Linked DNA regions of Homo sapiens: region 2 is linked to region 1. A link is a contact called in ENCODE Hi-C or POLR2A ChIA-PET data. All regions are on one chromosome and are shown on one strand. The core of a region is the stretch at or near the end of the contact, and the rest is flanking DNA. Distances in the headings are between cores, read along the strand shown. Region 1 holds the start of MATN1-AS1 (MATN1 antisense RNA 1). Region 2 has its middle 19 kb from the start of SERINC2.

Region 1 (3,386 bases), core at 544-3,043:
ATGAACATGATTCTGCTCGGAGGTGGTATCCCCATTTTACAGATGGTGAAACTGAGGCATAAGAAGCTTAAGCAACTTGCTCAGCCAATAAGTGGGAAAAGCATTCACAGAGACAACAGCATATAATCCCAGCCATTACCACCCCTTAGAGAAATGACGTATCAGGCAGCCTGTCGGTCTTGGGGCCAACTACAAGTTTCAGCACGGGGTGCTGTAGATGAAGCTGATGGTTGAGGTGGTGGAGAGGGTGAAGGAGATGGGGGTGGTGGCGTGGGGTGGGCAAGTGAGGAGAGAGCTCCTCCAGCAGGTGACACAGCGGCGCTGGGGGAGCTGGCACCAGACTCCAGGTGTTCAGCCTGGAGTTCACCTGTGGGAGGACCCAGCAAGGTGGACAATCTGAAAGCTGGGTTGCAGGGAGGGGAGTAGGGACTCGAGGAGGCAGTGGGCCTCGGGATGGCAGCGAATAGTCACAGCTAGATTTTCAGAGCCAGGAGCCCAGGCCCCTGGAGAGGAAGAGATTGTACAAAGTCACTCCCCAGGTAGCCCAGGGTAATGATGGTAAAAATAATAGTTGCCCCTTCTGGCTTCTAACCAGGAGTCATCTCACTCAACCTCACCACAACCCTTTTTACAGTTGAAGACACTGAGGCTCAGGAAGGTGACCTGTAGCTTGTGGAGCTGCATTTCTAAACACGGCCTGTCTCAACTGCCTGTCATCAGGACAGGGTGTCAGGACCTGGGGCTAAGGATGGGACCCAGGAATCAGAAACAGACCCAAGTCAGAAGCAGAGAAGCAGCAAAGCGGGACTGGATGCCTAACCCAGACTGGGCAGAGCTGGGAGCGCCCTAGCCTCAGGGCGGGTGCAGACAGGGGGTCACGAAGCCGGATCTCAGTGACAGAGTCCGCCACCTCTTTCTTTCCAGGGTACAGACCAGAGGAGCCTAGTGGGAGGGGAGCAGGCAGATTCTTTCCCTCTCTGGCAGGGGCATGTATCATACCGGGGAGTGGAGGAGGATAAGGGCGGCATCTTTCTTGGGTTGGTCCCTTGGGCATCCACATGGGAGTGGCCCTCCGTCGGTTCCCTGGTCCAGGGTCCCCGGTCTTACCGGGACAAGGACAGCAAGACGGGAGACGGCAGCCCCATCCCTTAGCTTCGGCTGCCATCTGGTGGCCAAAGCGCAGAACTGCACCATGTGGAACCACCGGATCCCCCCACCCAGCCCCGGCCGGGCCTCCCGGGGGCACGAGGGGCGTGGCACGACTCCCACAGCCATCAGCCTGAGGACCCTGCCCTCAGCCGCCTCAGTCTGAGGGGAAGGCATGGCCCTGACCTTAGAGACCCCAATTTGGCGATGGGGCATCACATCCCTCCGGGCATCTCAGAGCTGCCTGCCCGAGGGAGGCGAAGCAGATGGAAAGCCCCCCAGCCACGTCTCTCAGTCAGAGGAAACGGGTCTCCTCTTCGGCCAGCCGGGTCCTCTTCCCCCGGGTGCCGCCTGGCTGTGCGACCCGGCAGTCCTCCCGCCTCTCCGGGCCTCAGCCTCCTCTCCTGGACAGTCCCGTGGGCTTCCGGGAGCCCGGTGTCACACCGCCCCGCGTGTCGCAGGTGGTCATCGTGGTGACAGACGGGAGGCCCCAGGACAGCGTGCAGGACGTGTCTGCGCGGGCCCGGGCCAGCGGCGTCGAGCTGTTCGCCATCGGAGTGGGCAGCGTGGACAAGGCCACGCTGCGGCAGATCGCCAGCGAGCCGCAGGACGAACACGTCGATTACGTGGAGAGCTACAGCGTCATCGAGAAGCTGTCCAGGAAGTTCCAGGAGGCCTTCTGCGGTGCGCGGGCAGGCGGGGGCGGAGCCAGGGCAGGGGCGGAGAAGGGGAGAGCGGCGGGGCGGGGCCAGGGCTGGAGGCGGGACCGAGGCTGAGGCGCAGACGGAGCCAGCGCCGGCGCAGGGCAGGGGCGGGGCCGGGGGGGGGGCAGAGGCGGAGACGGGAGAGAGATAGAATGTCAGTGCCGGGGCGGGGCCGGGGAGGAGCCGGGGGCGGAGGCGGAGACGGAGAGAGTCAGCGCCGGGGCGGGGCAAGGGTGGGGCCAGGGCAGGGGCGGAGACGGAGAGAGCGGCGGGGCGGGGCCAGAGCAGGCAGGGGGCGGGGCCAGGGCAGGGGCGAAGACGGAGACAGTCAGTGCCAGGGCGGGACCGGGGCGGAGGCGGAGAGAGTCGGCTCCAGGGGCAGGGCCAGGGCTGAGCGGGACGAGGCCGTGGCAGGCGCAGAGACTGAGAGTCCGCGCTGAGGCGGGCCAAGGCTAGGGGCGGAGCCAGCGCTAAAGTGAAGACAGAAAAAGTCAGCGTCGGGGGGCGGGGCCACATCAGAGGGCGGGGCCTGGCTGGGGCGGTAGCCTATAAAACGGCGGGAACTGAGTTACACGGCAACATCAGGGCGGGGCCAGGGCTAGGGACACGGCTTAGGTGGATTGGGGGTGGAACCTGGATTAGACTGAGGTGGTGCCAGCACCAGGGGTGGGGCCGTAGCTGGGGCGGAGCCTGATAACGGAGGAGGGTCTCCAGCCCCAGGTTAAGGGAGTTGGGGAGAGGCGATGTTAAGAGTCCTTTTATGGCCGGGCGCGGTGGCTCACGCCTGTAATCCCAGCACTTTGAGAGGCCGAGGCGGGCGGATCACGAAGTCAGGAGATCGAGACCATCCTGGCCAACATGGTGAAACCGGTCTCTACTAAAAATACAAAAAATTAGCCGGGCGTTGTTGCGGGCGCCTGTAGTCCCAGCTACTCGGGAGGCTGCGCCAGGAAAACGGCGTGAACCCGGGAAGCGGAGCTTGCAGTGAGCCGAGATCGTGCCACTGCACTCCAGCCTGGGCGACAGAGCGAGACGACTCCGTCTCAAAAAAAAAACAAAACAAAAAAAAAAACCGCACACACAAAAAACAACAGAGCCCTTTTATGTGGCAGAATCCTGGCAGGGACCAAGGAGGGCCCAGAGCTCAGGAAGGAGAGCTCCCAGAAAACCTACACATGTTTCTGTGTCGTGAGTTTTGGGTGCCAGAGTTTTCTGTGATGCGGGAGAGTCTGAGAGGCCTGGGCACTGGCAGGAGAAGGTTCAGAGCCCTTCTCGGAGGGGAGGTGTGTGTGTGGGTCTTTGGGATGTGACCCGCAGGGGCAGGGTGTCCAGTAGGACAGGATCAGGGTTAGGGCAGGGACTTTACCCATTTGTAAAATGGGTCTAAGAAGAGCATGCACGTTATTGAGAGGATCCAGTGAGATAATGCAAAATGTAACCCTCATTATATGGTATTTGACAGATAGGTGCTGTGTTCATTGTATGCTGTTCTAGACACTTGGGTGTCTTGATACAGCAGTGAACTAAACAGACTAA
Region 2 (3,359 bases), core at 286-2,785, 680 kb before region 1:
CAATGGGTGTTGCAAGGTGATCCATGTAGAAAACATGCCTGGGAACACACACACATGGACCTACCAAGCCTTAGCTGCACGTACATTTATCTCCCATCCCAGCTTAGACACAGCTCCGGATTGAAGAGAAAGAAAGTTCTACTTCTTATACCCCTAAGTCAATCACACCTGGCGCTCAAATAAAAAGTTCCCTTATGACTCCTCACTGAGAGCCTCTCAGAGCCTCAGTTCTGCCAGTGTAAGGTGAAGGCAGTTCCATCTCTCCTACGATGCTTGTGCAGGTTTCAATCATGATAAAAAGTTCCCAAGGGCCAGGTGAGGTGGCTTACACCTGTAATCCCAGCACTTCGGGAGGAAGAGATGGGAGGATCGCTTGAGCCCAGGAGTTGGAGACCAGCCTGGGCAACAAAGTAAAACCCTGCCTCTACAAAACAATAAAAAATTAGCCATGGTGGAGCCGCATGTGGTCCCAGCTACATGGAGGCTGAGGCAGGAGGATTGCTTGAGGCCAGGAAGTGGAGGCTGCAGTGAGCCACGATCGCGGTATTGCACTTCAGCCTGGGATACAAAGCAAGACCCTGTCTCAAAAAGAAAAGTTCCCAAGGACTTGCTGTGTTACCTCTTTTAATCCTCTCAACAACCCTGTGAGATAAGAACTATGATCTCTGCTTTAAAATAAGGAAACCAAGGCACAAAGTGATTGTGTAACGAGGTGAGTTTGAGTAGCTGGTCCAAGACTGAAGCTCAGGTCTAACCCCAGCCCCCGCCACCCTTCCTCTCTACTCAGAAAAAGAAGGTAATCAGAGGGTGTGACAATGTTTGGTAAACGGCAAAGACTTGCGCTGATACGGGATGACAGAAGGCGGGGCGGGCGCGGTGGCTCACGCCTGTAATCCCAGCACTTTGGGAGGCCGAGATGGGCGGATCACCCAAGGTCAGGAGTTCAAGACCAGCCTGGCCAACATGGTGAAACCCCGTCTCTACTAAAAATACAAAAATTAGCTGGGTGTGGTGGCGGGCGCCTGTAATCCCAGGTACTCTTGGGAGGCTGAGGCAGGAGAATGGCTTGGACCCAGGAGGCAGAGATTGCAGTGAGCCGAGGTCGCGCCACTGCACTCCAGCCTGGGTGACAGAGCAAGACTCCGTTTCCAAAAAAAAAAAGAAGAAGAAGAAGAAGAAGGCGGGGTGGGGAGCGGCCCTGGACAGAGAGGGAATGAGGCATGTGTCGCTCAGCACCGGCCACTGTCCAGTGGAGGTGCAATGCCATGCCAGACAGAGCTGTGGTTCTGCACAGCCTGGCCCAGGAGGGCCTTCGCTGACCCCAGTTGACAGGAAAAGAAGTAGCAGCCCGGCCCCCGGAAGAGGGGGAGGGACGCGCTTAGACGCCGGGAGAGTGCACCTGACTGGTGTCAGGAGGTCCGCGTCAAGTGCCAGCTCTGTCTCTAGTTCTCAGGGTGACGTCTGGCTAGTTCCTCTCCTCTCGGGACACCTGTTTTCCCGCCGGGCTCAAGTGCGGATCAATCAGGGCTGGGAGGCTCCGGGAGCCCGCGCGCTCTCCTAGCTCGGCTCCGTAGTGCCCCCCGGTGGACAAACTGGTGCGTGCCAACCTCAGCTCCGAGAAGAACACCCGCAGGAATCGCCCCTTCCGTCTTCAACGCCTGGCCCTGGGTGCACGGAGGAGGCGCGCACATGCCTCATTTCCAGGGCCCAAGAGGAAGGTGAAGGTTCCGAGGAGATCTGGGCGGGCGAGGAGAATCCCCAGGCTCTGGCTCTGACGCTTGTTTGCTGTGTGAATTTGCACTCACCTTCCTCTCTCTGGGCCAGCTTCCCTATCCCTAAGAAAGGAGTTAATAGGATGAGTCCTGACCTGGGAGCCATAAGACTTGGTTTTCAATGTTAATGAGCTTAAGCAAGTCCCTGCCCTACCCTGGGCCTCAGTTTCCCCATCTTCACAAGTTGAAGGCACCAAATGGCCTCAGGACCCTTCTGGCTCTGACATTCAGTAGTCTAAATGGCAACAATGTGTTTAGGAGAATTAAGAGGAGGTGCAAGTGACCCCAAGAAGAGTTTCTTGAGGTCTGGGAGATGATTTTGACTGGGTCAAAAAGTATTAATATTTATAATTATAAATATTATATCATGGGGCCTCTTTTGTTGACAATGCCCTGTGGGATGCCTTTGGCTGGGGACAAGTCCATCAGTGTATAAGAGCCGCTCACACCAGCTAGCAAGAGCAAATTGCTAAAGTTTCAGGCATTTTGCAAGAGGGCTGTTTAACAGTCATTGCTAAAAATTAAATTGTATACTGGGCACAGCAGCTCACACCAGTAATCCCAGCACTTTGGGAGGCTGAGGTGAGAGGAGGATCACTTGAGGCCAGGAGTTCCAGATCAGCCTGGGCAAAATAGTGAGACTTCCATCTCTTAAAAAATCATAATATCAGGCTGGGCAACATAGTGAGACCCTGTCTCTACAAAAAATTTTAAACATTAACGGGGTGCGGTGGCGCATGCCTATATTCTCAGCTACTCAGGAGGCTGAGGTGGGAGGATTGCTTGAGCCCAGGAGGTCAAGGCTGCAGTGAGCTGTGATCATGCCACTGCACTCCAGCCTGGATGACAGAGTGAGACCCTGTCCCCAAAAAATATATATCATCATAATAAAAATTTTAAAATTAAATTGTATACATTTACAATTAAATAAATTATATTAAAACAAAGATATTAAAAATCATCACTTCCTAATTATTTTACTATATTTCACTATTATCTATTCTCTTGAGTTTACCTACATTTATTTTTTTTTCATTTTTATTTATTTATTTATTTTTGAGACAGAGTCTTGCTATTGCCTGAGTGGCACCATCTCAGCTCACTACATGGAGCTGACTGGCACCATCTCAGCTCACTACAACCTCTGCCTCCCAGGTTCAAGCAATTCCCCTACCTCAGCCTCCCGAGTAGCTGGGATTACAGGCGCACACCACCATGCTGGGCTAATTTTTGTAATTTTAGTAGAGACAGGGTTTCACCATGTTGGCCAGGCTGGTGTCGAACTCCTGACCTCAAGTGATCCACCCACCTCGGCCTCCTAAAGTGCTGGGATTACAGGCGTGAGCCCCCGCACCCAGCCCTACATCTGTTGTTATCTGTGTAGTGGAATTATGACATAATGATGTGCTTCTGCACATCTCTTCCTAACTCTTGGCTCCATAACATCGTGGCAGCAGCTTGAATCAGCCGAGTGGGGGTATTTACACCACAGAAATTGGTAAACAGCATATGGGGGCCAGGGAAAATTTTCCCTTTTGCCCTCTGAAGGTTCATGGAAAAATCAACTCACAAAAGGCAGAAAATTGG

What was found. Hi-C counts contacts between places; a loop is a spot of excess contacts on that map. ChIA-PET counts read pairs that join two places held with the same protein, here RNA polymerase II (POLR2A). Pooled maps may share reads with other maps.
Region 2: a pooled map shows a loop between it and region 1 (18-fold over the local background). The contact joins the enhancer-like site here to the promoter of MATN1-AS1 in region 1. A Hi-C loop is called at or near these places in 7 of 50 pooled maps. POLR2A ChIA-PET finds 5 or more read pairs at or near these places in 3 of 52 experiments (AG04449, OCI-LY7 and activated CD8-positive, alpha-beta memory T cell).

The regions. Positions count from the first base shown.
Region 1 is chr1:30,717,179-30,720,564 of GRCh38, reverse strand. MATN1-AS1 (MATN1 antisense RNA 1) reads right to left here and starts at 1,793. Exons shown (of 4, transcript NR_034182.1): 1 at 1,000-1,793. It overlaps MATN1 (matrilin 1), which reads left to right. Exons shown (of 8, transcript NM_002379.3): 3 at 1,608-1,830. RefSeq lists silencers at 1,181-1,270, 1,831-2,350, 2,391-2,570 and enhancers at 928-1,503, 1,601-1,770.
Region 2 is chr1:31,393,032-31,396,390 of GRCh38, reverse strand. No RefSeq gene overlaps it. Among named protein-coding and RNA genes, the nearest start is that of SERINC2, 19 kb to the left of the region's middle. RefSeq lists a silencer at 1,395-1,689. Within about 2 kb of position 1,535, at least 6 of the 41 ENCODE cell types and tissues checked have a DNase peak (open chromatin) inside an H3K27ac peak, as active enhancers do.